Linked DNA regions of Homo sapiens: region 1 is linked to region 2. A link is a loop called in an ENCODE intact Hi-C map of the cell type or tissue named here. Cell type or tissue: PC-3. All regions are shown on one strand. Each heading gives the region's core, and the rest is flanking DNA. Links, peaks and the distances in the headings are about the cores only.

Region 1 (16,664 bases), core at 3,932-11,931, 280 kb after region 2:
CTAATTTTTGTATTTTTTGTAGAGACGGGGTTTTGCTATGTTGCCCAGGCTGGTCTTGAACTCCTGGGCTCAAGCAATGTGCCCACCTCAGCTTCCCAAAGTGCTGGAATTAACAGATGTGAGCCACTGTGCCTGGCTACCTCCTTATTTTTTTCTACAGTCTTGTTGGGTCATCTTTTGAAGAGATACATCTTGTTATCACCTTTCCTGAAAACATTTCTATATTTTTCTTGTGCTTTTAGGATGAAAAGTGAACCACTCCACGTGGCCTATAGGACTCTCCATGATCTGGTCTTTCCTGACCACTCCAGGGTCACATCATGCCACCCTCTGCTTCACCCTGGCACAAGGCAAAGGGTCTTCTTTCAGTTCCTCAAATATGGATCTTCCCTAGCTCCCTGAAACAACCCTATTATATGCATTTGAGTACACCGTATCTCTTTACGGCTTCTAGTGCATTTATCATGTATTTATTTGTTTAAGAAGTTCCCTACATAGCTGTTGGCTCTATACCCAAGGTCCTGTGTCTGTTTTGCTCACCAATGTATCAACAATATCTAAGGGAATATCAAGCACAAATTAGCCTCCCAGTAAAATTTGCTTAATGAATAAATGAATGCAAAAGAATACAGTTTTGTACTTACTGGTCTTATTGCATCTGTGTATTATTTCTGATTCACCCTATGTCCAGTAGGATTAGAGAATCATAGGATCACACAATCAGGCCAGTTCAGAGATTATAGAACGAACACAGGGCGAATTCTTTCAGCGTTCCCTCCTCTAAACTGCCACTTGACTGCAGACCGTTCTCTCTATCCTTAACTCAGCTCCTCACCTTTTTCTCATCTCTTTTCTGTATTTTAGGACTATTAGTTGGGGTTGGGTAGGAAGCTATTGGAATAGCGGAAAGGATTTCCATTATGTGGAAACGTCTGCCATGTATTTATTAACAATTTTCCTTAATGTTTTGTTCTGTTTAGACACAATGCAATTTTTATTGTGTTCAACAGGGAAGTTTCTCTCTTCAAGTCTTAATATATGGTATTAGCTACAAAATAGGTAAAGCGTACAGGCTCTGACACCAGCATGTCCCACTTACTAGCTATGTGACCTTTAGCCGGTTTCCAAACCTTTCTATAGTTTTCTCACCTATAAGATGATGTAAATGATCGTACCTACTACATAGAATATGAAGAACTTAGAAGAATGTTTGGCACTGATTAAATACTTAATGATTGTTAGCTTATATCTGATATCTGGATGTCAACTTAGTTTTTCTTGCCATACCTCTCATTTTTCCTCCCAAATTATAGACCTAATTGTTACTTAATTGTACAGAACCAGAAATCTTGGGGGATGGGAATTCATATCTTAATTCCTCAGTTAAATTCTCCATTTCCAGAAAGTAGGAACCATGCCCTATCTCATCAAAAGTATTCAGTAAGTGTTTGTGAATGGGCTTTCTTTAAAGGTATCATCTAATTCTGACTTTCCACTCAAGCTGTCTTGCCCTTAATTAGTTTAAATCAGCGTATTTGTTGTGTCCCATCAGAAACCCCCATTGTTTCTACTAGAGCAGGCTCATGTCAGAGATCATACCTTTTTAATTAGTACTAATTGAGGCAATTAGTTACCATTAGTAAGCAAGGCAAACACAGAATAAGCCAACTTTGGACCTATGGGCTTTTTAAAGTCTGTGGTTGCTGGGACTTGCTGAAAATCCACTTATTAAAACGTTTAATATATCAAGGACCATGAGACTGCTTTGCCCTCAAAGCAAGGCCAAACAAAACAAAACAAAACATAGAAGAAGGACTCATCAGCATCACACAGGGTCACCAGCTGCTGTGGATACCTTTCAATCCGTTGGAGTTAGGAACTAATAGCGCAGCATACAGTTGATAGAGGTGAATGAAAATTAAGTCAATTGATTGAACTATTTTAACAGGTGTCAGGGTGCAAAAAAAACACCAAAAACAAAAATCCTTAACTTGGTGTGCTGACATCTGTAGGACAGTCAGCTGAAGTCAAGTGTGCTTTCTTGGGGGTTGGTCAGTAAGCTGATCCATATTTGAAGGAAATTTTCCATTTCTCTAATTGGTTGATGTCATCCAGACAGTACCTACTTTAGTTTTCTTGCTGCTGCTCACTCTTATTCCCAGCTGGAAGCACTCACATCAGAGGCCGGAAAGAGGAATGCTAGAAAGGCTTTGCTTGGTTTTCTGTGGTGTTCCCACCTTCATTTCTCCATGGGGAGCAATGCTGATTGAGAAAGAAAGGGACAGTGGCATTCGTCAGAATCGCAGCTGCTTTAATCAGTGCCAAGAGCTCATAAGATCCGAGAACAACTCCCCAGCCTTTATTTTTCCTTATGTGGTATTTACCATGTTGTCTTTCTGATATTAGGGGAAAAATCAACCCCTTTTCCCTTTTCTTTCATAATTCAATTCTGAAAAGTTATTTATTTTTATTTTTCAAATTTTCTTGAACTCTATTTGCATGACTAACTTGAGTTGTAGTTTTTAAAAAATTCTGCATCCCCCCTCCCTATGGCCATTCAATTTTCTCTTGCACTCTATTTAAATATATTTCCAGAGAATGTGATAAGGCTGGTCAAAAAGTAGATAACTTGTAATCACTAACTTCAAGTAAATCATGGAAGATTAACTTTGTCTTTCTATAAAAGATGGAATAGTGTGTGAAATGGGCAATTTGAATATTTTCAGGATAGAGGATTCTTGCCTTACTTGATTGCTTTAAACCAATTGGAGAGATAAAAAACACTGAACACTTGCTCTCCCCAGCTCTTCTCCTACCAGGCACTCTCTCTCTTTTATAGAGCTCACATTGACAACATAATGAACGCACCGCACAGCTGTCAAAGGAAATGTTTGAGCACTTGTGAAATTACAGGCTGCTGCAGAAATGACTTAAGCATGCCATTACCTCTTGCTGCATTTAGAACAAATAAGCCACCTGCCCTTTAGGTATTATCTGATCTGTTTGAATAGACTACTATATAGACCCACATAGAAGACTCCAAACATTTTCTTCTACAATTCTGCTCAAAGAACTGCAGCTTCAGCATCTCGCACTCCGTTTTCTCAATGCCTTCCTCTCCAGCTCCAGCCTTTGCATACATTATATAAACAGTCACACGTCTAGTCTCCTGCGCTAAAGGAAGCCTCATTTTTGTGATCACAGCTACCTAGCCTTGGGCTGCTGTACCTGAGAGCTGTGTTCACCTGACTTCAAAACCCTGTGTACTCTCTTACCTCTAAAGCAAATTGTGTGATCATGAATCCACCTCACAACTAAAATCCCTTTTCCAGCAGACATGGATTGAGTGTCAGAAATGTTTTCTGATTGTATCATCAATCTGAAAGGGATAAATTAACTAAGCTATGATGGCTGCCTTACCATAGCTATTATCTCCTCAGCAAGGAAGAGCCTTTTAGCTTCGTGCCCTCAGGAGCACTACCCTTGCCTCTCTATGCTCTTGGACATCACTGTGGTTCAAGGGCATTTAGTGCCTCCTGCACCTGACACATGACACTGAGGAAGTCAAGAAAATTTAGGTAAAGAGCTTATTTGCCAAGGTATGGGCAGGCTATTGACAAACCATCAGGGATAATGTGGTATTATTAGAGGTGGCCACTACTGCGACCCTTAGGCCTGAAGGCGTGAGGGGAGAGAACAGCTCCTGGACTTTAGAGAGAGATGGGGGGTGGGCTTGGAGGGGGCCCACTGACAGGAGCCATGACCTTCTATTGGGACAGGACACAGCCACCCAAGGTAACCTTGCAGGGAGGGAACTGAGGAAATATGTACCTGAGCTTACTCTCCTCCTCCTCCCGGATCTCCTGTGGGTCCTTGCCTTTGGTTGAACATTAGCGGAAACTAGAGGAGGAGAGTTGGTGAGGCAGTCAGTCTTTCAGGAGAGACAGCAGGTACGGGAGACAGAAAAGCGACTCTGCGGGCGTGCAGAAGATGTTCAGCTCACCTTCTGAGGGGAATAAATATCTCATCCTAATGTTTTGTTCCATAGTTACCTCCCCCAATTCCCATTTATCTTTTAAACTGCAGCCAAAGTATTATTCTTAGAGCACAGCTGATTGTATCACATCCTTACTGAAAGACTTTTAATGGCCCATTCCATAGAGCATAAAGTTCAAAATCTTTATCATGGAATTCAAGGCCATGCAAATCTCCTTTCCAATTAACTTGTGAGCCTTTGCCAACAACCTCCCTTCTACCCCAGTCTATTTCCTTAAGCTGATAGTGTCCCAGGCTTTCCCCTCACCCCGTTCCTTTGTTCACTCTCTTCCCCTCATTTAGATTGCTCTTAACTAACTCCTGATAAATTCTTCCTTCCTCTTTAAGGTTGTTCTCAACACATCACGTTTTCATGAAGCTGCCTTCTATCATCCTAGTCAGAAATAATCTTTCCTGCCAATATACTGCTATGACATTTTTATTTGTTATTTTTCCTGAGACATTATAACACATTGTCTTATTATTAATTTTGGACATCTGAACATGCCTGTTGTTAGAATATGAACTGTGTGCATCCCTCGCTTTGTGGCTCTGGGTCTGATTAGAAAGAATTTCCATTCACATGGGTAGAATTTTACTGGATTGGGATATACCAGGAGGGGCCAGAGATGGATAGGATTCATGGGTGAGGACAGGTCGTGTCTGAGTAGGAATATAGATGGAAGGGCAAGAAGTGCTATTATTCTCAGGGGTGAATGAAGATCTGAATACAGGAAAAAAAGCTGAAAAGGAATCAGCTGTTAGAACAGTTCTGGAAACAGTGAGTGTTAGGGTGGAAATAATGTGAATGGGTACAACTCCCTGACCAGGAACTGAGTTGTGAGGTCCAGAGCTATGCTGAAGGGTTCTGATCACCTGCGGCATTGTCTCCCTGGCTGGCTGTAATGAAAGGGGTTGCTGGGTCAGTTCATAACCATGAGTTCTTCGAAGGCAGGGGCCATGTTTTGTTCATCTTTGTAATTATTTGTCTCTCCTCCCCTTTGGTCCCCTTAACGTAGTGTCTGGAACTTAGCAGGTACACTAAATATGTTTGTTGAAATGACTGGAAGTCAGCAGATTTTATTTATATAAAAATATTGTATGGAATGTAAAAAGATATGTGTATACATAATGATGATATTTTAGGAACAGTTAAAAGATAGTCTGCTCTAAATATTTTTAAAAGTGCATCTTTTCTACGTTCAGCATAGGCTGTTGTGCTGACCCCAGATAAACTTGATTTCAATGTCTGCATAACCCGGGTGCATTGGATACCTGACATGTATATCTGAAGATCAGGAGGTACTCTGAAAATAAAGACCAGCAATGAAGAAGCCAACAGGTGTTCACTTAGCCATGATGGACTAGTATTAGGAGGGTTTATTGGAGGCCCATACCCATTTACAAGTATATTGCAGTCCTCCAAGTATACTGATAGATGACGTTTTATTCCAATGAAAAGGGCTTGTTCTGCTAAGTGACTGGCTTTATGTGATCAGCTATTGCTGCATCATATCCCATGCTGAAGGCAATCTGCTTTTGTCAGTTGACATTTTCCAATTATTTCCTAGCACTTTTTTTCCCTCTGTATCTGTTGAGACAAAATCAAAGTTTAAAAAACATGCAGAATTCATAGCTCATAGTAAAAACAGACTGTAATATGCTGAGAACTTGAAGCTTTCATCTAGCCTGTCAGGAAAAACCCTCCAATTCTAATTTGAATTAGGCCAGAGATGCACAGAATAATTTGAGTAGCTGCTGGTTAATGAGCTGTGGTTTACAGGTTGGGCCACTGCATGCTTCCTCTGGAGTACATTGCCGGCTAAGTAATCCACTCTCATTATAACCGCAGCCTAAGGAGCAGCCCATTTGGAGGCAATGTAATGATGTGATGTTATATATCACAAAAATTAGAGGGATAGAACTATAACTGGTAGGTCATCTTGACTCTCCCCTGCCAGGGCAGGCTTGTTCACCACACTGCTTCCTTGAGTGCTTTTGTCCAGTCCTGTTTTAAATGACCCAGGCAATGGAGCTCAATCCTTTTCCCTTGAGAGGCCATTTGGCAGTCTAATAGGCTTTGCTGTTAGCAAACTCTTCCTTGATGTGCTGCCTAAGTTTTCCTTTGCTCAATTTCATCTCATTACTGCTGTTATTCTGCTTTTGTGCACCCCAAACGATCCCTCTTTCTCCTGCATGTTTACTGCTTCCTTCTGCTCATAAACGCTTTCCCATACCTCTTAGTCATTGTCTGGCCACAGAATGTCTGCCACGGTCTTTAAAAACTTTTGCTCTTCCTCCATCCACATTTGTGATTCCCTTCTGAGCTCTTCCCCCTTTGATCAAAACTTTCCTGATTTGTAAGGGCTGGAAGAGCACACCATATTTCATGCTGGATGATGTTTCCTAAGGGCAACATCAGGGCGTTCTTCCCCTACTCTGTGACAGATGCATTTGTGTACACGGCCTAAAATTGCATTGCCTCTCTTTGCTGCCAAAGCACACTGAGAAAGTTGAGGTCTGATGTACTATCAGGGCTCACAATCTGCTGAACAAGAGAGAAGAGTTACTCACCTGGCGCTGGTGATTGTACATGTGCATTTGGCCATTTTTCTTTTCGAAAGACTCTGCTTTAGGCTCTTGGCTTGATTAAAGTTTGATTAAGGACTGAAGAAAAAAAACAAATTGCCCAAATAACAACATTAAACATAATAATACCTTGTTCTTTGGACCAGAGTATTCATTTTTTTTTTACCCTATAATTGCAGTGCGATGACGGTAAAGTGGTAAGCTCAAACTTTACTAGTTCCCCTTCATGAAGGGAATGAAGCACATGATGTTGATAAAGAGATCCTTTTTTTAAAAAAAAATGTTGCAATTTCTCAGTTTGAAGGGGCTGGCAAATGAGAAAAAACAGAAGTGAGAAATTATTAAACTTCTCCTTCCTTTTGCTCTTCAAAGATGAGTTCATGCATATGTATAAAGGCCAGATTTCAGCTTAAAAGATTCTCTAAAATATTTTGCTGAACTTAAATTATATTTAATGGAATGCCAATATATGTTCAATAAAATAATACTTTTTACAACATCATGTGATGGATATTGTGTAGGTATGTTAGTTATCTAAAATACTTCCTCCAGTAATCATAACATAATGAGGCAAAAGCTATTTGTTATTTGTTGCTATTTGTGATTCAAATTTTTTTTTTTTTTGGTCTTGAAATACAGATGGCTTGTTTGCTCAATATGAGTCAACTTACTTTGGGGATTGTATCCTAGATTGCTTCTGTTCCTTCATCATTTGCAGTGACGTGGCTTCATTTGAAATCATGGTCAGGAGAAATACTGGGCTTTCTTCCTGCTTTATCTTAGCTCACCGTGTATCAGGTAGGCAAATATTGTGTTGACACATCCATCCTCTGCAGAGTTATGCTGCAGGAAGAGTTGCTACAACACAGGAAGTATGACTGATGGTGAAGCGGCTGTCCATGTGCCAGCTTAGATTTTTTGACCTGTAGTCAAAACATTTATTGACAATCTGATCAAAGTATGGCTGGGTTATGTTGCTGTGTAGCATTTTGGCCAATCATATGACATTGAGGTACACTGGCGTGGTGCTGGTCACTCTTGAAGTCACATAGGAAGGGTAAGTTTTAAGTTTAACCTACCTACAAGGATATGAAGATTTCTTGTTAGAGATAAGAGCAACACATAAAAATTAGAAAGTTATAAATGTTAGTGAACCTAACATTCTATATATTTCTGCTTCTTTGTGTTAAGTGGTAGAGAAAAGCCTAAAAGTGTAATTCTAAGCGAGGAAAGGAAGAGATCTTGGGATACAGGCCTAAAAGCTATGATGAGCATTTATTGAATGTTTACTACTTTACAGGAAGAGTGCCAAATACTTTAGGTGGATTATCTTTTAGTCTTCTCTAGAAATCCCCAATTTTTTACAGATGGGGCTCAGAGAAGTTAAGTAACTAGACTAAATTAACAGAGGCATTAAATAGTGGAGTTGAGATTCATAATCAGGGCATTTTTAATGTACAGCTTATGCTATTAATTGCTACAAAATAAGTATTTTCTTCTTTATATTTATTTATTTATTTATTTATTTATTTATTTATTTATTTATTTTTGAGATGGAGTCTCGCTCTGTTGCCCAGGCTGGAGTGCAGTGGTGCCATCCATCTCCGCTCACTGCAAGCTCCGCCTCCCAGGTTCACGCCATTCTTCTGCCTCAGCCTCCCGAGTAGCTGGGACTACAGGTGCCTGCCACCACAGCCGGCTAATTTTTTTTTTTTTGTATTTTTAGTAGAGACAGCATTTCACCATGTTAGCCAGGATGGTCTCAATCTCCTGACCTCATGATCCACCCACCTCAGCCTCCCAAAGTGCTGGGATTACAGGTATGAGCCACTGTGCCCAGCCCTAAAATAGGTATTTAAACTGAACATTGTAGTATGAATATTGTTAACGGTTTGAGTGAGGATTTTATTATATTACTTGACATTTGACCAAGAAATCCAGTAACACCTGCTTCTTCCTCAGGCCCACAGCTACTCCTTTTCTCATGAGGTCCCAAGAGAGAGATGTGCACAAGAAATAATGGCAAACTGTACAGAGGCACCAATCTACCAACAATGTAGGGCTTTGCATGTGACCCAGCACAAATGGGGATCTTTTACCATCTGTTTCCAAATAAAAAACCACACCAGGACACAAAGAATATCAGATTACCTAACAACACTTGTGGCAAGAAGAGAAGAAAAGATGGGTAGGTTTATCCAAGGATATAGGCCCTGGCTTAGCTTAATGCTTTGGAGGCACAGGGTATCGACAAGTGCCAGAGAGAGATGCCACACACACATATAAGAACCAGTAATGCTCTGTCAATACAAACATTGATTGTGGTGCAATTATCATCATGGAATCGGATTCCACTCATATTAATATGCAAGAGAGAGAAGGGGCATAGAGACCCTTCTTGTCCCTTTTTATGGCTGCATAGTACTCCATGGTGTATATGTACCACATTTCCTTTTTCCAGTCTATCATCGAAGGGCATTCAGGTTGATTCCCTGTCGTTGCTATTGTGAATAGTGCTGCAATGAATAATACCTGTGTGAATTTAGTCAAGTTACTTAACTTCTCTGAGCCCCGTCTGTAAAATATGGGGGGATTTTTAGAGAAACCTAAAAGATAATCCACCTAAAGAATTTGGCACTGTTCCTGAAAAATAGTAAACATTCAATAAATACTCATCATAGCTTTTAGGCCTATGTCCCAAGATCTCTCCCTTTCCTCACTTACAATTACACTTTTAGGCTTTTCTGTACCATTTAACACAAAGAAGCAAAAATTCATAGATGTTAGGTTTACGACCATTTATAACTTTCTAATTTTTTATTTGTCAGTCTTATCTCTAACAAGAAATTTCTTATTATGCCCTTATTATTACTCATACAATAATAAAGAGGAAGAGAAGCAACCAGGCATCTCATGATGGAGGAGAAGTGTGCTCGAAGACAACATTAGAGCTAGGAGAGTCTTTGGTTTTTGAAGATACAAAGTTGCAAGGGCTGCCGGATCATCGGACTGCAGATGCCATGTAGGTGACTGGATCTACAACGGGGAAGAGACAGGGCTTGAGGTGCAGATTTTTAAGTAATTTGCAGAGAGATGCTAGGAAAGAGCAGAGTACAAATAAATGGAATCTTCAGAGAATTCACCTAAAAGGGGTCATTAGTAGGAAGATACTCCAGCCAAGGGAATACAGGAAAAACAGCAGTAGAAGCGGGTGGGGACAGAGCAGTAACTCCAAAAAGAAGAGGAGTTCAAAAAGCAGACTTAAATTATACAAAAACCATTTAGAGAGGCCCAGAGGGATGTAGACTCTAAAGGGAATTTTAATCAGAAGGGAATTAATAATGACCTTTGAGAAGCAGTTTCAGTAGAATGGAAAGAATGGAAATTCAAATTATAGGAGTCTGGCTGGGGGAAATGATGAAAAACAGAAGGAACAGTTCTAGAATACATATATCACACTTGCAGAAAAAAAGTAAGATAGTGGCAAGAGGTAGGCAAGGCTACAGATTATTATTATTTATATGGAAGACAAGTAGGGAAAAGTAAAATGCTGGCCTGATAATGAGTTGTAGTAATACTTACCACTATCTGATATTTTCTCATTTATTTGCTTGTTGATTGAGCATTCATTGTCTGTCATCTCCAACTGGAATATAAGGTTCAGAAGAATGGGGTCTTGCCTGCCATGTTCAAAGAGGAATACTTTTGCTGGAATATAAGCTCCACTAAACCTTGTCTCAGTTGTTCTTTGCTAGATCGCCAATGCTCAAAACAGTGCCCATCACACTGTGAGTGCTCAATGAATATTTGTTGAGTAAATGAATGAATTAATGAATCAACTCCCAGTTTCTGCAATAGTCCTTAGTATTTAGAGGGTACTTGAGCACTCACATTCATTGTTTTAGAAATTAATTGTGAATATGAGATGAAAAAAGAATAAGAAGTAGTGGTGAGATTCAGCTGAAGCTGAATGGTATATCTTTGCAGTGGGTCAAAGTGGCACGTTTTGTATCTTCTAAGTATTCTCTAGGAATACTTAGCAGCCAATTAATGGATTAATATTATTGATCAGAGGAAAACAGTGTCTTTAGTGACTCCATTGTGTTCCACATGCTGTTCTAAGTGCTTTCTCTGTTTTAACTTATTTAATTCTCATAATAGCTACATGATGAGCACCATTATCATTCTCATTTTACAAGGGAGAAACTGAAGCACAGAGAGGTTTAGCTAAAAAGGATGGTTGAAATGAATCAGGATTGGAAATTACAGCCATTGTGACATATTAGAGGTGAGAATTTCAAATATGGTGTTGAAGACAACATTAAAATAGCTTTCTCTAAAATTCGACAGGGTAAGGAGCCCAGTCCGATAAGGAGATGAGCATTCAGAAGTGAGTGAGAGGGAGTAATGAAATGACTTGGTGCGAGTGATGAAATCAGAATGTCAGAGTCCAAAGAGATCTTAGGGATCTGCTGTAGACTACATCTTTGTATCCCCTCCAAATATACATGTTGAACCCTAATCTTCAATATGATGATGTTACGAGGTAGAGCCTTTGGGAGTTGAGTAATTTCATGAGGGCAGAGAATGGAATTAGTGTCCTTATAAAAGAGGCCCTGAGAGAGCTCCCTCACCCCTTCTGCCATGTGAGGTTACAGGAAGAAGTGGAGGTACCAGGAAGTGGGCCCTTACTAGACATAATATCTGCGGTGTCTTGATCTTGAATTTCCCAACCTACAGAACTGTGAGAAATAACTTTCTGTAGTTTATAAGCCACCTAGCCTATGGTGTTTTGTTATAGCCGCCCAAACAGTCTAAAACAAGATCCTTTAGCAGAATTCCCTTACCTTACAAAAACACTTTACCTCTAACTGAGATTTTGCATTTTCTTCAATTAACAACGTAGCCCACAAATCACAGTATTATAACAGTACCTGCAATTTGGTCACCTATAGAAATGACAGATATTTCCAGATATTTATGATTGTAGCAGTTATCTCGTGGTATCATTTATAATAGTCTCCAATTCAAAATTACAGTGTTTATTACAACTTCCAGTAGATCATTTTATTGATTGTGTTAATAAAGAAACATAGATATTAGTATATGCTACAATTTTGTTTTTTAAATATTTGACAACTGTGCAAACTGCATAAAAATAATAATTTTTTCTATAATCCTTTTATTTTATTTTATACATTTAAAATCATTCTTCTGAGAAGGGTTTCACAGGCTTCACCAGACTGCCAAAGGGGTCTATGCCCCAAATGATTACCCCTAGAAAGAGAGGCTTACAGAGCTTGTGGGACCCAAGCTTGTGGATGGCTAATGAGTGTCAGCACTGAAGCCAGACCCATATTTTCTAAGTTCTGATTGACAGAGTCTCTCACCACTACTAGGAGGATGCATTTGGTATGGAGAGAGTGAGAAGTTCTGCTTGTAGAAATGGACGAGTAACAAGGGCAAGTGGGATATGAATGGTTTGAGCTGGGTGGTTGGGATCCCTGTTAATGTCTTCTCCTTCTCAAACTCTCTCACACACATGTTGAGAAAGTAAATCTTTCAGTCTAGTGTGGTGAAGAGTGTTTTGTGAGCAGCTTCTATCTTAGAAAGTTGTACCCAATATTTGATGAGCTTTTTATTCCATTATCAAATCCCAACTTATCTGCTCATTCTCACCCGGGGTTGGGTCAGGACCAATCTCTCTTGGATTCTGACATTATCCTTCTATTGTATTATGCTTTCAGAAGTCTGCAGAGCTTTTCCAGGAATGCTTTAAGATCACAACTTTCCCACCTTGGACACTGCCTCCATGGGAAGCTTCCCAATCTTCTCTGTCCCTGTTAAGAAGAAGGGGCCTGGATACTCTGTGGAGAGGGATTGAGTGATAGGAAGCAAGGAAATTCTAGAAAGAGAGAGAATGAGGGCAAGGCTGATTGGGGACATTGGATTGCATGTAAAAGGAATTCAGTAGGACACAACCAGAGAATCTAGCTGAAGAGGTGTAGGTAAGTATTAGGTTTAGGAGGTAGTGGCATGGTTGAGAGATTTGCTCAGCAAAGTTTTTGTGAAAAATGGTGGAGGAGCACTTCAGTGAACAGGCGAGCATGATGGATAGATCAGAAACATTGCAAGAAAGAAGGAGAAAGGACCTAACCTTGACTGGGTACCTACCATGTGCTGAACATTGGTAGACAACATACTATCTCATTGAATCTTTAGCAGCTGTGTGAGACAGTTGTGATGCCCATATTACAACATGAGGAAAATTAAACTCATAAAATCAAATGACTGACTTGCTAGTGTTACCATGTAGAAATTGGAATTTCAAGTCAAGCTTAACTTATTCCAAGCCCCTTGTATTTTTCTCAGTTTCATGATGCTTTCCAAAGAATAAGGAGGCATTTGGAGGGCTAGGAAATAGGACAAAGCAATAGGAGATGCAAAGGGGTATACATGGATATATGTTCCTCATCAATACAGTCTGAGAATGAGGCAGAGAGAGACACTGAGGGTTTTACTTTTCCTCTCAAGTATCTGCTATTGACTTTCACTACTCCCCTCCTCTATATGAGATATGGGTTTCTTTTGGAATGAAAATGACTATATTCCTGTATTATAGTAACACAATATAACAGCCCTCTAAATAGGATGCTAATAAAATAACAATACATTGCAAACATCTTTGCTTCTGGAGATTTTTATTGTGGTATCCTGCTAGGAGTGAACTCTGTTTGAACTGCAATGAGTAAACTATTGGGGAAACACATTTTTTTTCTTTTTGGATATAGCACACAAGAATAAACTCTTCTCACTGCCAACTTGTAGTATCACATAAACCTGAGGAGAGATTTTCTTGTTGCTGGGGATGATATGTAGCCTTCAGACAAGCAGAGGCCAAAAGAGGATGGTATCTTTCCATGGAAACAGAGGACACTGGCTTGACATACATACTTGAAAAGTATGAAACGTCTCATAATTCTGGAGAGAAAATATTCTTTTGCTATTTCTAAAAAAGCAAAACATTTTAAAAGTTTTCTTTCAAGTTTTTTCTCATCTGATTAACTTTCTGGAAAAATAGAATATTTTATTTTCCAAGTTAGATTCTAATATTTCTGTGCCATACTCTGTATCAGGAAAGTAAATTTACTCAATAAAAATAAAAAAGCCATTTTTTAAATATTTTACCTTTCTTTGTAACAACCAGTCATAAGGTTAAGAAAATATAAGTAAACATTTTGAGAATGAGAAATGTGTGCAATAAGTCACATTAGTGAGTTCAGTTTGTCAGAAATGCTTATTGTAATCTCATCTTCATTCAGTAAGCACAGGAAATACAATCAGTAGGGTAAAACTTTAGCCATGTAAAGGTTTTTCTGCACGTCTGTGAAAAGAGAACCAACAATTTAACACTAAGTGATCTTTTAAAGCTTGTGTGTGTGTGTGTGACCTTTCTTTCCCTCAAACACCTCAAAGCATGTTTTTTCCCCCCTATTAGGCACCCTGGACAAATGTAAATATCTCCAGGATTACAGTAAAACAGATTTTCTGTATTTATTTCTTCTTGGATGAACATTTGGCTCTACTCTTCATAAATCTTTCTTGTTTGTTTGTTTGTTTATAGGTGTCAAATAACTAAAGGTATGGAAAAACAATATTTTTTACTCTTTGCAATTTTTCTAGGGTGTCAGGTTTGCTGAGAGTCCTGGCTTATTAATGTACCTGACTTTTCCAGCATTTATCACAAATGTAAATGAACAGTCTGTGGTGTAGCCTGTTTTCAGGATTGCTCTGATGATCATGTTGCTATGGTGATAACAGAGCATACAGGTTCATGAGACAGTATTAGTAATGCAGCAGCTTGAAACTTAATCAGCGCGCTGCGACTTCTCCCCCATATTTCAATACCACTTCGGCAAATTGAATTCCAGGCAGTTGTCAGTCCGATGTATTCCCCGTGGTTTCTCCTCTGCAAAATTGCCTCTTTATTCTATACACTGATGATCATGGAGTAATTGAAATCTGCAGCTGTTTGTCATGCTATTTATACAACTCTGTCTTGTAGCCAGCAACCTTTTTATGGCACGCACTGCAGGTAACAATTAGATCTAGAAACCTTTTTTTGGTTGAACAAGTGAATGATTGTTTTTCCCAAAATACTCCTGATTTTGGGTACTTTATGTGATACCTTGTTTTGTGGGGGAAAGTTCAGCCAAGGTTTAATCACAGTCCATTATGGCAGCATGACGGGGGCTTTGCATTCTTTGCTTCCAATGATTGTGAGACAACTGGAGTGTTGGGTAAAAGGGCTCACTCCTCAGGGAAGGTGCCCCCCGATTCCCCAACAATCTGCTCTCCAGCTGTGTCAAAAACAGGACTCTCCAGCTTCTAGTGGCCCTGAAACATTTGCAACAATAGATGTGAAAACACAATTCAGTGCGGAAAAGAAAGCAATGATCTGGGGCACGTGGCATGGCTTGGGCATGGAATAATGCTTTCTCTTTAGGCTGCTTTGCAAGTAGGGAACTTAAGCCCTTTTCCTCTTTCCCAGTGAACTGATCCATTATCAAGTCTCCTATTGCCCTTTTTGGGTTGTTTTGAGGGTCACTACATGATTTTTTTTTCTGAACGTGAAATCCAAGGGGACATAAACTGAGCTTTATTTGAAGCCCAGCAGGTAGAAAATTTCCCTTCTCTTATGTTCCCTGTAATATGAGCTGAAATAAATGGGAAGCTATTGCCTTTCTCCTCCCAGCTGAAGGTAGATGATTCCACTTGATGTGTTCCCTCTGCTAAAAAGAGAAAGGGAGAGAGAGAGGGAGAGAGAATGATCGTATGAGATGGCCACGGAGGATTTCCTGTTTCTGTAAAATAAAATGAAATTACTGGACAAGAGCCGGGCCTTTAGAGATTCAGGAGGTAGTTGGTCTGTCTCCTCTCTCCAGGGCCCATCAATAGTTTTCTCTCCTGCATTCTGTCCTTTTCTGACCATTGACTGAAGACCACAGTTACCTGCTTTCCAGTTAGGCCGCTCCCTCCTGTTGTGTGTCTTATCTTTTCTTCCCTTCTGCCCCCTCACTCTCTCCTGGGTCTTGCTGTTGTGGTATTCAGGCACTGACATTGTCTAGGCATTCTATGTGTGTTTTAAAAGTTATTGGAGGTCAATCTGTGAAGAGTCTTTTGTTGTTGTTGTCGTTGTGGAATGCCAGCTGGGTATAGAAAAAAAGAGAAAGTTGCTGGAGGGATCTTAATGGAATAATCAGGAACAAACATGAGTTGCATCTCTATACTGCATAGCCAATGCAAATATGAGAGAATTTTTGCACTGTGTTTTGAAATACTGTTTTTTTAAAAGAAAATTTTTGGGAAAGTTGTTCAGCAACTTGACAGTGTTCTAACTTAGCTAGCTATTGCTTTCTGGCCAGTATGTTGCAGTGTGATATCGATCTCTTCACAACAGATGGCTTTATATGTGCATAGAAGAGCTGATGGCAAAGCTGAAACTTAGTGGATATTGGTGAATTGATGACAGCTGATGATCTCAGAAATATCTCTTTAGCATCACTTAGATTTATCCTTTCTTTATCTTCCTCAAGGCTTCATAAGTATTCCCCCTTCTCAATCCCTTTCATAAATACTTAATTTAAATGCCAATAAAATTTCAAGGGCAGAGGTATAATCAGGACAGAGGGCACCAACATTTAGAGAATACCGAAATTTAAAATAATCTTTAAAAAAGATTGCTACATTTACATGTTTACAGCATACGCATGCCGTCAGCTTGCAGGAACAACTGATCTTAATACCTACTTAGCAAGAATGTTTGGTTAAAACAGGAGGCTACCAGATGGCTCAGCATTGTTAATAGCGCCCATCTGAGAGCAGCATCATGAATTACAAAGTTGAGGGCAAAATTTAAGACTCCAGGTGGCAAAATGAAAACAAAAAAATTGCTTAAATTTTTTATTTTTAAAAGGAAAAGAAATGAATGCTGCATTGCAAAGTGGAAATACTCTTTTGTAATATGCTAGTTGTTAGTA
Region 2 (16,664 bases), core at 5,472-13,471:
AAATATCTTAAGATAGTTTTAAATTTCAAAAAAACTTTTTAGTGACTGTTAAAGACCAGTTTAAGAGATTCTGCAGTGAAAGAACATTCCATGTATTAGGGATTAGTAAACTTTTTATGTAAAAGGCCAGAGAGTACATAAATATTTTAGGTTTTGTGAGCCATTCAATCTCTGTCACGACTATTCAACTTCATAGTCACATAAAACAAAGCCATCAACAAGATTTAAATGACTAAGCATGGCTGTGATCCAATAAATTTTATTTATAAAAAGATGTGGCAGGCCAGATTTGACCCACAAGCTACAGTTTGTGAACCCCTGACAGATGTAATTAAATCTCTTTATCAGTACACTTAGGCTACAAGTAATAAAACACCCAACAAATAAGTGAGAATAGTCATTTCTGTCTATTTTATTCACTAATGTATCTCAAAGCCTTAAATGGTGCCTGACATTTAGTAATCACTCAACGGTTGTGAATGACTATTTTCTTACTTCACCTAATATTAAGTTGGAAGGTATATAGTTCCAGATTTGCTTCAGTAGCTCAATAATATCACTTAAGGACTTTGCAAAGGTTTCCTCATGTTTCTCTTCTTCTAATCTTCTCATGTGCTGATATCTACAATCATAGTTTAAAAATGGCTATAGCAGCTTCACACATCACTTTCTAAAATGACAAGGAGCAGGAAAAGGGGAAGGCTTTCTTTTTGCCCTCTCTCCTCTTATCAGAGAGAAAAACTTTTTCAGAAGCTCCACAAGGGACTTTCATCTCACTGGCTAAAACTAGGTCACATGTCCACTTCCAAACCAATTCCTGGCAAAAAGACATAAAAACTGGTTTAGGTCAATGACTTATTACCTCAGGTTATGGAATAAGCTCATCTTCCCTGAGCACATTGCCACTGGAACAAAATTAGGGTTATGTGACTATGTATGAAGGAAAAAAAAACAGCTCTTGTACTGGCAACAGATGATGTCTTCCATACCCTCAACAGTAAAATAAAAAATGACAACAATAAAATTTACTTTGTATTTACTTAGTATCAGAAAATGCTGTACATGTATTCATTCATTTATTCAATTATCTTACTCAATTTCCTTCCTCTGGAAAGCTATGAGAGGAGGAAAAAATAGTATTGAGAAAGAAACAAGACAAAACAAAACAAAAACCTCTATAATCTCAACATGAAATACATTTCAAGGATTTAAAAATGGAAGGGAGCATGATAATAATAATAATATGTATTTTTTTTTTACATTTTCCTCAGTCTGAGTTTTATAAAATGACTTCATTATTTCCTATTGTAGTAAATTCTCAGATAGTATACTCTGATATGTAAATGTAAGTATTAAAATTTTTCCAAAATTCAGTAATCTGAAATTGTATACTTTTACATAATCCACACCATTGCTACCTTCCATTATTTAAACCTGTCCATGTATATATAAGGTATTTTCTTTAAAAATAATACATTCTTTTGATTTTGTAGTCCTTAGCCACAATATATAATTAAAAGTAGGATGTTTCTTAATGACATAATTAGTAGAGTTCACTTTAAAACCTGATTAACACTTTCAAGTTACCAAAAGTGTCTTTAATAAACTTAGAATCCATTTTTTTACACTTTCCTATTGTACTAGGAATAAACATACTCATGAGACATGACTGAATTACCGTTAAATAGGTGAAGGCAGATTTTAAAGACTGGCTTCAAAAGACCTGCATATGAAAGGAATAATATAAAGTCCAATATAGGAAACAATTAAATGATTATCTCAACCATAAAATACCTTGTCTATTCTCAGCACATTAAAATACAAGCTTTATCTAAGTATATTGGTGATTCAGAAATATTTATAATATTCTTTACTAGGAAGAGTACATCCCTGCTTAATAAGTATTTTGGAAAAGAATAGTAAATCATAAAATACTAAGATTAAAAAAAATTTCCCATGGGAAAAAAACAAAAATAAATGAGAAAAACTAAAAGCCCAATTAAAAGATGTACTTTATTTTGCACTTCAGTAAACACTGACAGCTTAAATATATGAAGTTTTTGGAAATTAGAAGGAAAGAAAACTAATGGAAAATACAAGGAAGAGAGAAAATCATGAAATAGCCAAAGGCAAGACAATTCCGTGGGTGTGCTATGTAATTTTAAGGAACAGCATGTATTAATTTAAATATAGCTACACTAAAATAAAAATAAATATAATCAAAATAAAATAAAATTACTACATAACATAGAAAAATACAAATAAAAGAATGTCAAACTTTAAAAGAGCCCATGTTTTGAATAAATTTAGAACTCAAAAAATTTTGGATTTTTAGTCTAGTTAAAAGTCAACAAAAAATGATGTATCAGATTTCAGTCCAGTTATATGAATTTTATGGGTTAAAGTTAAGAAACTTGGTATGGAAAAGCTTTAAACATTTTTTAGTAGCAAATATAAGAGAAGATCTCTATGACATTAGGCTGAGAAAGGACTTCTTACAGGAGATACAAAGAACAATAACCACAGGAGAAGAGTGAGAGATTTACTTTAAGTTAAAAAAAAAAAAGAAAAAAAAATTCTGTTCATCAAACACACCACAGTCTGGGAATATACATTTGAAACACCTATTATCTAATGTGTTGTATGAACCACTGGCACTCATTATTTATTTCTGTTCCCTTCCACATTCTGGCCTCTGTCCCAGGGGCGGAAAGTCCAAAACTACATTGCCCAGATGTCTTGCAGCTGAAGTTGTGGATAAGATTAAAATTTTACCAGTGAGAGGCATTTAAGGGAGATATAAAAGGTAGAAGTGAGCTGAGACCATTTTTTCTGTTGATATGGTGGCTGGTAAGTAAAACTGGATAGACAAAAATGTCTCTTGTAGTCAATATCCTATGACCCTTTTTCCAATATCAAGTCTCCAGTTTTATGGAAATAATGCTGCCATGGTAGTAATAGGGATGGTGGTAGCACCAGGGATGGTGGTAGCACCATAAATTCCTAACCCCAGGATTATAGTCTCTGAGGTGTAACTGTAAAACTAATGATTTAGTAGCACTTAAATGTAAGTGAATTAAATCCTTTCTTGTTTCAAATTTCTAGAATGGTTATTGTTTACTGTGTTGAGACTGACCAGCACATCAACAAATTTTCAGAATACAGATCACATATGCACTTTGGCAATTTAATAAGAACAAGATAAGTAGAAATGGGGAAAATATATGAACAAGCATTTTATGAGAAAAGAAAACCACATAGGTAAATAAACATATAAAAATGGTCAACAATGGGAGGCTGAGGCGGGCAGATCATGAGGTCAAGAAATCGAGACCATCCTGGCTAATATGGTGAAACCCCGTCTCTACTGAAAATACAAAAAAAATTAGATGGGCGTGGTGACGGGCACCTGTAGTCCCAGCTACTGGGGAGGCTGAGGCAGGAGAATGGCACGAATCCGGGAGGCGGAGCTTGCAGTGAGCCGAGATCGCACCACTGCACTCCAGCCTGGGAGACAGAGCAAGACTCTGTCTCAAAAAAAAAAGTCAACAATATTAGTATTCAGGAAAATGCAAATTAAAACAACAATAAAAAAGTATTTAACAGTCAAAATGATGAAAATTAAGCTTAACAAGAGCTACAGGTATTAAAAGATATAGATCAATATAAACTCATAAATATCACTGGTAAGAATGTAAATTGGTACACCTATTTTGGAAATTAAGTTGATATTATATTGCAAAATTGATATTCATATAACCTATAATCCAGCAACTTCCTTCCTTGAAACTCTTGCACTTGTGTATGTTATTGAATAAAAAAGTAAGTCCTAGAACACTAGATGATACCGTTTTTATACAGTCTTTAAAAATGTAAAACTAAAAAGTATATCGCTTGGAGATACACATACCTATAAAAAAACTGTAAAAGCAAGGGAATGATAAACACAAAATTCAAGATAGTGTTTATCTCTGGCAGAGAGAAAGAGAAGGATGGGAAATGGAAGAAAAACATGGATAGATGCACCAGCACTGGCAACATTTTAACATTCAAGCTGAGTGGTAGGCTGAAAAGTTTTCATTTTATCAATATGTTTTCTAACATACATATATATTATATACTACATTATTGATTGCTAATATTGGTAAGGTGATTATTTTGTATGCTACTCCAAGTACTTACTTTATCCCTTACAGTCAGCCCTATGAAATAGGTTCTATTATTATCTCTGATTTATAGAAGAGGACACTAAAGCAGAAAGGGAAGTAACCTGTCCAGGGTCACACAGCTAACAAGTAATCGAGCCAGGAGTCAAATAGAAAATCAGCCCCGGGGTCCACATTCTTAACTATTAATACTATAGCTATCAAATATCAAATAACAAAAATAAAAGTTACCTAAGACAATAATAAAAGATAAAACCAATAGTTAATTGATTTACCTTTCATTTTCCTTGATGACATTTTCAAGTTGTAATTTCATCTCACCCACCTGTTTCTGAAAGAATAAAATATGGTGTGGCAATACATTTTGCAGACAATCAGATCTCCATTAAGTAGACCACTCACGTAAGCAATCAGATTCTGACACTAGTTTACAGATAAGAAAGACTTATTCTTTATTTATAACAAAGGGATAATTAATATGGATAATTTACTAATAAACAGAACACAATAAAACATTCATTTTAAGTAGAATATAAATAAAATAGAAATATTTTATGTAACATGGTGAGAAATGTTTATAAATGTAATTCCTATGACTTGTAGTTGTGAAAAACAGATGAAAGATATTCTGGAGTATGTCACTATAACAAATACCAGATGGTTCCTGTATCTTGAATGTATATCTTAGTTAATTCACCTCAGTTTAGGTGAAGCCCATATAAGTATGTATATTTTTCTAGTATTTCAAAAGGTAAAATGCTAACAGTAAAGAAGAAAATGGAGGTCTTTTTTAGCAGTCATTCATTCAGTTTCTGATTCACCACCTTCATTAACTATCTAAACTCTCCGTACCATACAAGGCGCTAAGGTAAACAGACATGCTCATTGAAAAATAGTAGGAAAGATGGTTAAAAAAAATCCTAACTAAAATACAAGGCAGAATAAAATGCACACCAGAAAGGGAATTAAATGAAGGTCTGATTAACGTTCTCTGAAGGAGTAAAAAGATGTTAGGATTTCAAAAGAAAAGAAAGCATTTAAAGTTGGCGAAAATATGAGTAAAAGCAAAATAGCAAAAAATAAGTAGTCAACTCTCAGTAAGTGTGAATGAGCAAATGGAGAGTGTGCGCGCGCGCACACACACACACACACACACACACACACACAAAACCCTGAATTTACATGTAAAAGCATGCAAAATCTCACTTAAAACGGTAACTAATTCATGATTGTGTATTAGTCTTGATTGTGCTTCCTAAGCTAAAGGAGAGAAGCTTATCCTGGAGTACACTTTCGCAAGGGCCAGGTGGAACAGGCAGTTCTGCCAGCCTTTTTCTCTCTCTTTCAACCGAGAAGATCAAGGAAGCTTGGTCTAGGAGATCAGAATAGCAAATTCTAACTATAAATTTGGTTTGAAAGGTGAACTTTTCCAAGGTCCTCGTTATGCCTGAAACACAATTAAACCAACATGGATTAATTCACTACCAGATAATTGAGCACTGACCATATATGGACTGATACAGTGAGAGATAAAATTGGAAAGACAGGTACAGGGTTTTAAGAATGCCATGGCAAGAGGTTTGGATTTATTGTAGCCATTATCTTAATTTTATAGTTTTTAAATAATTTTTTCCCCTAAGATGGGGTCTCACTCTGTCTCCTAAGGTGGAGTGTGAGAGCACGATCACAGCCCACTGCAGCCAATAAACTGATCTTTAAAAGTTGCAAAACTATCAGTGCATCTTAAAGAATATTTATTACTCTTAAATAATTATGTAAGATATATTCACTAGCTAAGACTAAAGATGGATTGTAACGCTCTCACTATAAATTCCTTACTGTAAAATATTTCAAAATATTTACATTTGGAAGGAAGTGAAATCCATACAGTATTTCTCACATCATCAAATTCTTCCCTACTATTTATATTTTCTGGCAGAAAATCGTCCATATAGAGAATTGCAGTGCTACTTTTCCTGCTTTGGAGATATAGTATTTTTTGACTAGGTCAATAAGTCATAAGAACTAATCCTTCTAATCAATCACATCTATCTGAGCAACCATTCTTAGCTGTCAACATTTTTTTTTCTCTAAAAGAAGGAGCAATTATTTTTATCATCAAAGACTCAGGCTTTCTAGCATAGTTTATTTTTCTCTTGTAATTAATTAAGTGATCAACCTTTGGCGGTAAAGAATGCAAAATAGAAAAACAAAGTTAAACATCTTAGTAAAATGGCTGATTAAAGAAATAAATGAATCAGATTGTAAAAAATTTAAATGAATTTAATTTCAAGATAATTAGCTATCCTATAACAACCAAAGTACATAATATGTTATTACAGGAATTTAGAGAGAGTAAATTCAGCAGCAACTTTAAATTCACTAGTCCTGAAAACAAAAGCAAAATATCATTTGTGCAAAAGAGAGCTTTCTGTTGCTCTTTAATTGTCAGCTAGGAAGATTAAAAGACATTACTGTGCTTGTCCTAAATTTAAATAACTACAGGCTAAAAAATACACAATAAAGACCAGGAAGACCTTATGATAAAACAGACACTATAATTTTAATGAAATGCTTTTATTTGACATTTGGGTCTAAAGGACAACTTTGTTTATGTATTTGAGAAATAACCTTGGAAATGAAAGCCTACATAATTTCAAATGCAGTGAAAGAACCTAATTTTATTTTTAGAAATTGGAAGCATTATGTGTTCTTTTAGTAAAGCTACATATCAATGCATTAATTGATAAATAAGGGCTTGTTAAGCTAGCTCTAATCATCTTATTCCCATAAGCCCTGGCATTTAATCATTCATTAAATATTTAAGGGCCTACTATGTGCTACACTTGAAAGTACACAGTAGGATCCCTTCATGTCCGTGCATAAAAAGAAAAGGAAGTAAGGGAGAAAGTGCTTAGTGTCTGCCACACACACAGGCTGATTCTGAGGAAATCGGTCTCAGGGGTTGCTTTAATATATTTTATTTATTTATTTTTCTGAGACAGAGTCTCACTCTGTTGCCCAGGCTGGAGTGCAGTGGCACGATCTCGGCTCACTGCAGCCTCTGCCTCCCAAGTTCAAGTGATTTTTCCTGCCTCAGCCTCCCAAGTAGCTGGGATTACTGGTGTGTGCCACCACACCTGGCTAATTTTTGTATTTTTAGTAGAGATGGGATTTCATTATGTTGGCCAGGCTGGTCTTGAACTCCTGACCGCAAGTGATCTGCACGCCTTGTCCTCCCAAAGTGCTGGGATTACAGACGTGAGCTACCACACCTGGCCAGGCTGCTTTAATAAAAAGTCATTATACTCTGTTCCATTTGCATTAATGAAAGCCAACCCTGCCACCCTTGCTACAACTGCATTTATCCAGGAATTGGTATCTAAACCAAATCCAATCATGAGTATATTCAAGCTCTAATAGAGAGAGGTCATTGCCTCCTGATAGGTTTAGCTTGAGTCATATAAGTTCTATTTAAGAAATACTTCTATTATATGGTTATCCCAGTATTAGGTCAAAATTCTAGGGGAAAATGTTAAAAGACATTTTCAGATCAAAGAAACACATTATAAATATTAGGCATACTCTAAACACGTAGCTCACTGAAACTCAAATTGTACCCTAAACAATTTTGTGCTATTATTCTAGTTCTCCATAAGCCCTGGGACCCAAAATGATAATCCATTCTGCAAGTAATGGGAGATGCAGATAGAATGAGGTAAGGAGGAAGGTCTGAAAGGATGCGAGACAGTTTTAGGTTAAAAAAAGAGAGATGTAAGCAAACAATAATGAGATTAAGAGATTCTTCTAAGCACCTAAGCAATATCTCATGCAAGATAGCAAGAGCAAGGAAACACTGAATTAAAAGACAAAACTGAAGAGAATATTTTTTTTCTTCGAGACAAGGTCCAGTTCTGTTGCCTAGGCTGGAGTGCAGTGGCTTGACCACAGCTCACTAAAGCCTCGACCTCCCAGGCTGCTCAAGCAATTCTCTCACTTCAGCCTTCTGAGTAGCTAGGACCACAGGTGCACACCACCACACCCAGCTAACTTCATTCCAGCACTTTGGGAGGCCGAGGCAGGCGGATCACGAGGTCAGGAGATCGAGACCATCCTGGCCAACATGGTGAAACTCCATCTCTACTAAAAACACAAAAATCAGCTGGGCATGGTGGCACATGCCTGTAATCCCAGCTACTCGGGAGGCTGAGGCAGGAGAATCACTTGAACCAGGGAGTCAGAGGTTGCAGAGAGCCGAGATCGCGCCACTGCATTCCAGCCTGGCGACAGAGTGAGATTCCATCTCAAAAAAAAGAAAAGAAAAAAAAAAGAGATGGGGTCTCACTACGTTACCCAGGCTGGTCTCAAGCTTCTAGGCACAAATGATCTTCCTGTCTCAGCCTCCCAAAGTGCTGGGATTATAGGCATAAGCCACCGCACCCAGCTAGAAGAGAATCTTTAAACATATGCACATATATACATTCACACACATTTACATAGGGCCACCAATTGGTTAGTTACAGCAAATATTCTCTTTCTCATCAATGTCTTTTTAAAAAGAGGGAGTCTATTTTACTTTTTATTTTCATAATAAAATATTACAAAAGCCTCATAACTATGATTTCATACCTGGTAATATTTCAGCTGCCCATTTAGTTCTCCTAGGTGTTTATCATACTCAGTAACAAGAGGAGCTAAAAAGCTAAAAAAAGACAATAAAAATATAGCATATTCTGTTCCATCTAGTTTAATAAATATATAACAAGTGAAATAAATTACACATAAAAATTTTATGTTTAGTTTACTCATGCAATAAAAACTTTTCCCTTTTTTCCAAAACCAGGAATTTTAAATATTTGCACAATTAATATTTTGGACTGAAAAATTCTTTGTTGTGGGATGGCTAGACTGTGCAATGAAGGATGTTTAACAGCATACTTGGCCTCTACCCATTAGATGGCAGCAGCAGCCTCACTTTCCATAGTAGTGACAAACAAAAATGTTTCTAGACATTGCCAAATATCTCCTGGGGAAACAGGGGTAAAGTTGCTCCTGTCTGAGAACTAATTTTGTAGACTCTGTAATACTTGCTTTTTCTTGTCAATTCAAGAACAAAGCATTTAAGTTTAATAACAGCAGACCATAAAACAAACATTCCTGATACTGAATTATGCTAATAATAATTAAATATAACGAAGAAAATGATATTATTCTGGTAATACTTTACCTTTGGTCAAATACTAGGTTTTCAAATGTGTCGTCTCCTTCTCCTTGGCAGACAGCTTTCTATAAAAGAATGTACATCTTAAAATGTGTTCTCACATCATTCTAGCCAAAATTGATAGTGATATAATATTAAATGCAATTAAATTTTCATAATCTTAGAAACTCTATTTATGTAATTCAAAATGAGAGAAAAAAATAATAATCTCAATTTATACTGAAATGCATTTGGTAAATTTAATACCCATGCACAATAAAAACCACTGGCAAATTAGAAATTTGAGGATTTTTTCTTAATTTGATAAAAATATCTGCCAGAAATCTACATCAATTATAATTTAAAGGTTGAAAAGCAAGATGGAAGGCTATTATTATTTACAATTTGGCCATTTACCTAAAAACTCAGTATAATCTACCAATTATTAGAACTAGTAAGATAATACACGAAAAGTCACCAGACAGAAGATGAACACTTAAAAAAAAAATCAGTAGCTTTTTCAAATACCAGCAATAATTAGAAAATGTAATCAAAAAAAATCCTATTCACTACTATGATAAACAATATCTGGGAATAAAGCAAACAAAAAATGGTACAGGAGCTTATTGAGAAAATTAGCTTTACTAAAGGATATAAAAGGAAATCTAAACAAACATGGTACTATAACATTAATGTATGTGTGGAATGGTCAATATTTTGAGAATGTCAGCTCTCTAAAATTCACTACAACTTCATTGCACTCAAAAATGAAGTTCCAATAGAATTATTTATAAAACTTGATCTTAAATAAATCCTAAAGTTCCATGAATAAGTATGAAAAATTAGCCAAGATAATCTCACCAAAAAAAAAAAAAAAAGGAAAAGAAAAAAGAAAGAGGGAAGAACTTGGTTACTACATAGCAAAACACCACAATGCTATAGCAATTTAAACAGTATGCTATAGGTACAGTAACAAACACAACAGTATAACAAACCCAGAAATAGATTCAAGCATTTATAGGTATGTGGTATATAAAAGAAGAAGAATTATAATTGAATGGACACAATACTGCTATCCAACAAATAGTACTGGATAGCAAAACAAAATTAGCTGCTAGCACATACTAAATGGAAAAATACAGATAAAAATCCAAATGTTGTTAAAATTTTAACAATTATTGCAAGAAAATGCATTATTGACCTTGAGTTAGACAATGCTTTCTTAACGTCACAAATGCAGAAATTTTTGTCTGTTTTGTTTGCAAATATCCCAAGCAGCGCCTGCCATACTTTTTTGCTCAAATTACATTTGTTAACTGGAAGACACCAGGAGCAAAACCTATAAATGGAAAGACTGACACATTTTACAACATCCAAATTTAAAACTTCTATACAGCTAAAGACACCAAAAGCAAAGTTAAAAGACCTACAGCATTCGTAACATGACCAGAAATTTTGTATCTATGGCATATGGAGAAACATTTAAACACAAGATGTAAGAGGTTTTTCAGTGGTGCCTTTACTATAAAACATAGCTAACAAAATGTCTTTTAACAGAATAAATAAAAAATGATACAATAGAATCCCATAAGTAGTTCAAGAAATTAATTAAATTCACATGTATCAAAATATATATATCATAAAAAACAAAGAAGTTATTTCTAGGGGTGGAAAGAAGAAAATAGGACAGAGAAGAAAGGTGCTCAAAGGGATCACTAAAAGCATCTGTAATGTTCTGGCTTTTTGAAGGGAGAAAGTATTTATGATCACATACATATTAAAGAGTAATTTAAAAATATAACTCAAAGAAGCCTCTGAATTCTAAACTTTCACTTAATTAATTTTTAACATCTTACTCTGTAAATACTTATTTACCTACTATGTGTAAGGGCCCATGGGAGGTACAGTAAATAATACAAAGATGAACAAACAATTTATAGTCCTTATCCATTGGATGGATTGTAGAGTTATAGGAAGAGAGAGGCAAATAAGCAAGGAACAATAATAATAATAAAGACATACCATGAAAGAGGCATAGAATGGTAAGAATGAGTAGATGAAAGGAAGATAATCAATACTGTTTTTATTCAAGTACTACACACATACAGAAGACAGTACAAATTATAAGTATACAGCTAAATAATTCTCACAAGGTGAATATACTCATGTAACCAGAACTCAAATCAAGCAACAGAATACAAGTACTCTTCACTTTGCATATTGGTATACGTGTCTTCATTTTGCACAGTTCTGTGGAAACATCAAATCCAAGTAAGGACAGTTCTGATACACACAAGTTTCAGTTAACATGGTACTGCAAAAAGTGAGAACTATGTATATGACCAACAACCCCCAAACCCCTAAGTCACTACCCCCAGGCTCCATGTGGGACCCAAATCCTGACTTCTAACAGCAGGAAATCATTTTCCCTATTTTAAAAACATTATAAAAATATAACCACACAGTATATTTTCTGTTATGTCTGGCTTCTTTTGCTTATCACTGGGTTTGTGAGATTCATTCTTACTGCTGTGAGTAATTTTGGTTAGTTCATTCTTACTGACATATACTATTTCACTTTACAAGTATGCCACAATATATTTATGCTTTCTATTATTAAATGAAGTATTTGGGTTGTTCATTATTTGACTATTATAAACAGTGCTGCTACAAACATTCTTGAAAAAGTCTTATTGGTATAGGCATTTCTGATGGGTATACCTATAGGTAGAGTTGATGACTCATAAGGTCTGTATCAGTCAGATCTAGAAGAAAATGTCAAACAATTTTCTGAAGTAATCTTACCCATTTACTCTCCCACAGGCAGTATATGAGAGCTATTCCACATCTTTGTCAACACTTGGAACTATGCTTTTCACTCTAGCCAGTGGATATAGTAGTATTTCATTGTGGTTTGAATTTCCATTTACCTGATAAATAATGAAGTTGAACAGTCTTTTCTACAGTTACAAAGCATTTTAAATACCCTCTTTTGTGAAGTGACCTGTTTCTCTAATGGGTAATTGTTTTAGTTATTAATTTGAAGACATTCTTCATATATTCTAGATTTTTGCAAGATTACAAATATATTCTCCATTCCATAGCTTGTCTTTTTACTTTCTTAATGATGTCTTAAAAACATAAGTTCTTTCACTTTGAAGTAGCCCAGTTTATCAGTTATTTCGTTTATGATTAGTGCTTATGTGCTGTTTAAGCCATCCTGCCTATTATAAGCTCATAACTTCTTCCCTCAAGTTTTGTTCTAAAAGCTTTACCTTAACATTTAGATATGCAATCAATGCAGAAATTACATATGAGAGTAGTTTGGGTAGAGATCAAAATTTATTTTTCTTTATTCTATATGAAAGTCTGGTATGTGTAGAGCTATTTCCAAACTTTATTCTGTTTAACTGGCTTGCTTCCTTGGCCAATACCATACTAACCAAATTACTATAGCTTTACAGTAAATATTAAGACCTGGTAGTATCTGTTTCCAAGTGCAGTTGTTCTGCAAGATTGTCTTAGCTCTTCTTGTCCCTTTTCATATAAATTTTGAAAACAAAATAGTTCTAGTTTTAATTTTTTGAGGACTTCCATACTGCTCTCCACAGTGGCTAAACTAATGTACATTTCTACCAACAGTGTAGGAGGGTTCCCCTTTCTCCACATCCTCACCAGCATCCATTATTGCCTGTCTTTAGGATAAAAGTCATTAAAACAGGGGTGATATGGGATCTCACTATGGTTTTGATTTGCATTTCTCTAATGATTACTTATGTTTAGCATTTTTTCATATACTTCTTGGCCAGTTGTATGTCTTCTTTTAGAGATGTCTATTCAGCTCATTTGCTCCTTTTTTAATTAGATTCTTCTTTTAACTGTTGAATTGTTTGAGTTCCTTATATATTCTGGACATTCATCTCTTGTCAGATAAATAGTTTTCAAATACTCTCTCCCATTTTGCCAGATTCCTCTTCATTCTGTTGATTGTTTCCTGAACAATACAGAAGCTTTTAAGATTGATATAATCCCATTTGTCTATATTTGCCTTTCTTGCTTATGCCTTTGAGGTCTTCTCCATAAAACCTTTACCCAGAAAAATGTACTGAAACATTTATGTTTTTGTCCACCAGTTTCATAGTGTTGGGTGTTACATTTTTTAGTCCATTTTGTGTTGATTTTTGTAAAAGGGCCCGCATCACCAAGTCAATCCTAAGCCAAAAGAACAAAGCTGGAGGCATCACGCTACCTGACTTAAAACTATACTACAAGGCTACAGAAACCAAAACAGCATGGTACTGGTACCAAAACAGAGATATAGATCAATGGAACAGAACAGAGCCCTCAGAAATAACACCACATATCTACAACTATCTGATCTTTGACAAACCTGAGAAAAACAAGCAATGGGGAAAGGATTCCCTATTTAATAAATGGTGCTGGGAAAACTGGCTAGCCATATGTAGAAAGCTGAAACTGGATCCCTTCCTTACACCTTATACAAAAATTAACTCAAGATGGATTAAAGACTTAAATGTTAGACCTAAAACCATAAAAACCCTAGAAGAAAACCTAGGCATTACCATTCAGGACATAGGCATGGGCAAGGACTTCATGTCTAAAACACCAAAAGCAATGGCAACAAAAGACAAAATTGACAAATGGGATCTAATTAAACTAAAGAGCTTCTGCATAGCAAAAGAAACTACCCTCACAGTGAACAGGCAACCTACAAAATGGGAGAAAATTTTCGCAACCTACTCATCTGACAAAGGCCTAATATCCAGAATCTACAATGAACTCAAACAAATTTACAAGAAAAAAACAAATAACCCCATCAAAAAGTGGGCAAAGGATATGAACAGACACTTCTCAAAAGAAGACATTTATGCAGCCAAAAGACACATGAAAAAATGCTCATCATCACTGGCCATCAGAGAAATGCAAATCAAAACCACAATGAGATACCATCTCAAACCAGTTAGAATGGCAATCATTAAAAAGCCAGGAAACAACAGGTGCTGGAGAGGATGTGGAGAAATAGGAACACTTTGACACTGTTGGTGGGACTGTAAACTAGTTCAACCATTGTGGAAGTCAGTGTGGCGATTCCTCAGGGATCTAGAACTAGAAATACCATTTGACCCAGCCATCGCATTACTGGGTATATACCCAAAGGACTATAAATCATGCTGCTATAAAGACACATGCACACGTATGTTTACTGCGGCATTATTCACAATAGCAAAGACTTGGAACCAACCCAAATGTCCAACAATGATAGACTGGATTAAGAAAATGTGGCACATATACACCATGGAATACTATGCAGCCATAAAAAATGATGAGTTCACGTCCTTTGTAGGACATGGATGAAATTGGAAATCATCATTCTCAGCAAACTATCGCAAGGACAAAAAACCAAACACCGCATGTTCTCACTCATAGATGGGAATTGAACAATGAGAACACATGGACACAGGAAGGGGAACATCACACTCTGGGGACTGTTGTGGGGTGGGGGGAGGGGGGAGGGATAGCATTAGGAGATACACCTAACGCTAAATGACGAGTTAATGTGTGCAGCACACGAGCATGGCACATGTATACATACGTAACTAACCTGCACATTGTGCACATGTACCCTAAAACTTAAAGTATAAAAAAAAAAAAAAGAGACGGGGTGATTTATTTTTGGCATATGGATATACAGTTTTTCCAGCACTATTTCTTTTTTTTTTATTTGCAGTTGGCAGTTTTTTAATTTTTATTTTTATTTTAAGTTCTGGGATACATGTGCAGAACGTTCAGGTTTGTTACATAGGTATACATGTGCCATGGTGGTTTGCTGCACCTATCAACCCATCATCTAGGTTTTAACCCTGCATGCATTAGGTATTTGTCCTAATGCTCTCCTTCCCCTTACATGCCACCCACAGACAGGCCCTGGTGTGTGATGTTCCCCTCCTTGTGTCCCTGTGTTGTCATTGTTCAACTCCCACTTATGAGTGAAAACATGCAGTATTTGCTTTTCTGTTCCTGTGTTAGTTTGCTGAGGAGAATGCTTTCCAACTTCATCCATGTCCCTGCAAAGCACATGAACTCATTCTTTTTTATGGCTGCATAGTATTCCGTGGTGTATATGTGCCCCATTTTCTTTATCCAGTCTATCATTGATAGGCATTTGGGTTGGTTCCAAGTCTTTGCTATTGTAAATAGTGCTTCAATAAACATACGTGTGCATGTGTCTTTATAGAATAATTTATAATACTTTAGGTATATACACAGTAATTGGATTGCTGGGTCAAATGGAATTTCTGGTTCTAGATCCTTGAGGAATTGCCACACTGTCTTCCACAATGGTTGAACTAATTTACACTCCCACCAGCAGTGTAAAAGCATTCCTATTTATACACAAACTTGCCAGCATCTATTGTTTCTTGACTTTTTAATGATCGCCATTCTAACTGGTGTCACATGGTATCTCATTTGGTTCTGATTTGCATTTCTCTAATGACCAGTGACGAGGAGCTTTTTCTTCATGTTTGTTGGCAGCATAAATGTCTTTTTTGAGAAGTGTCTGTTGTTACCCTTCACCCATTTTTTGATGGGGTCATTTTTTTCTTGTAAATTTGTTTAAGTTCCTTGTAGACTGTGGATATTAGACCTCTGTCAGATGGGTAGCTTGCAAAAATATTCTCCCATTCTGTAGGTTGCCTGTTCACTCTGATGATAGTTGCTTTTGCTATGCAGAAGCTCTTTAGTTTAATTGGATCCCATTTGTCAATTTTGGCTTTTGTTGTAATTGCTTTTGGTGTTTTAGTCATGAAGTCTTTGCCCATGCCTATGTCCTGAATGGTGCTGTCTAGGTTTTCTACTGGGCTTTTTATGGTTTTGGCTTTTAAATCTTTAAACCATCATGAGATAATTTTTGTATAAGGTGTAGGGAGGGGGTCCAGTTTCTGTTTTCTGCTTGTGGCTAGCCAGTATTCCCAGCACCATTAATTAAATAGGGAATCTTTTCCCCATTACTTGTTTTTGTCAGGTTTATTGAAGATCAGATGGTTGTAGATGTGTGGTGTTATTTCTGAGGCCTCTGTTCTGTTCCATTGGTCTATACATCTGTTTTGGTACCAGTACCATCCTGTTTTGGTTAGTGTAGCAATGTAGTATAGTTTGAAGTCAGGTAGCATGATGCCTCCAACTTTGTTCTTTTTGCTTAGGATTGTCTTGGCTATACAGGCTCTTTTTTGGTTCCACATGAAATTTAAAGTAGTTTTTTTCTAGTTCTGTTTAGA

The links. Hi-C counts contacts between places; a loop is a spot of excess contacts. Peaks named below come from ENCODE experiments on the same cell type or tissue, not always from the same donor. Only the 100,000 strongest peaks of a DNase experiment are listed, where the experiment ranks them.
Region 1: it touches region 2 in a loop (7-fold over the local background); 1 of 110 quality-filtered maps calls a loop at or near these places.

The regions. Positions count from the first base shown.
Region 1 is chr4:129,320,950-129,337,613 of GRCh38, forward strand. No RefSeq gene overlaps it. Among named protein-coding and RNA genes, the nearest start is that of C4orf33, 230 kb to the left of the region's middle. In PC-3, for the core only: no CTCF peak of the experiment used is centred there; a DNase peak (open chromatin) is centred at 7,412; H3K27ac peaks cover 2,053 bases.
Region 2 is chr4:129,034,600-129,051,263 of GRCh38, forward strand. SCLT1 (sodium channel and clathrin linker 1) reads right to left here. Exons shown (of 21, transcript NM_144643.4): 3 at 9,394-9,452; 4 at 8,796-8,868; 5 at 4,442-4,497. Among named protein-coding and RNA genes, the nearest start is that of SCLT1, 51 kb to the right of the region's middle. In PC-3, for the core only: a CTCF peak has its summit at 9,119 (motif pointing right); no DNase peak of the experiment used is centred there.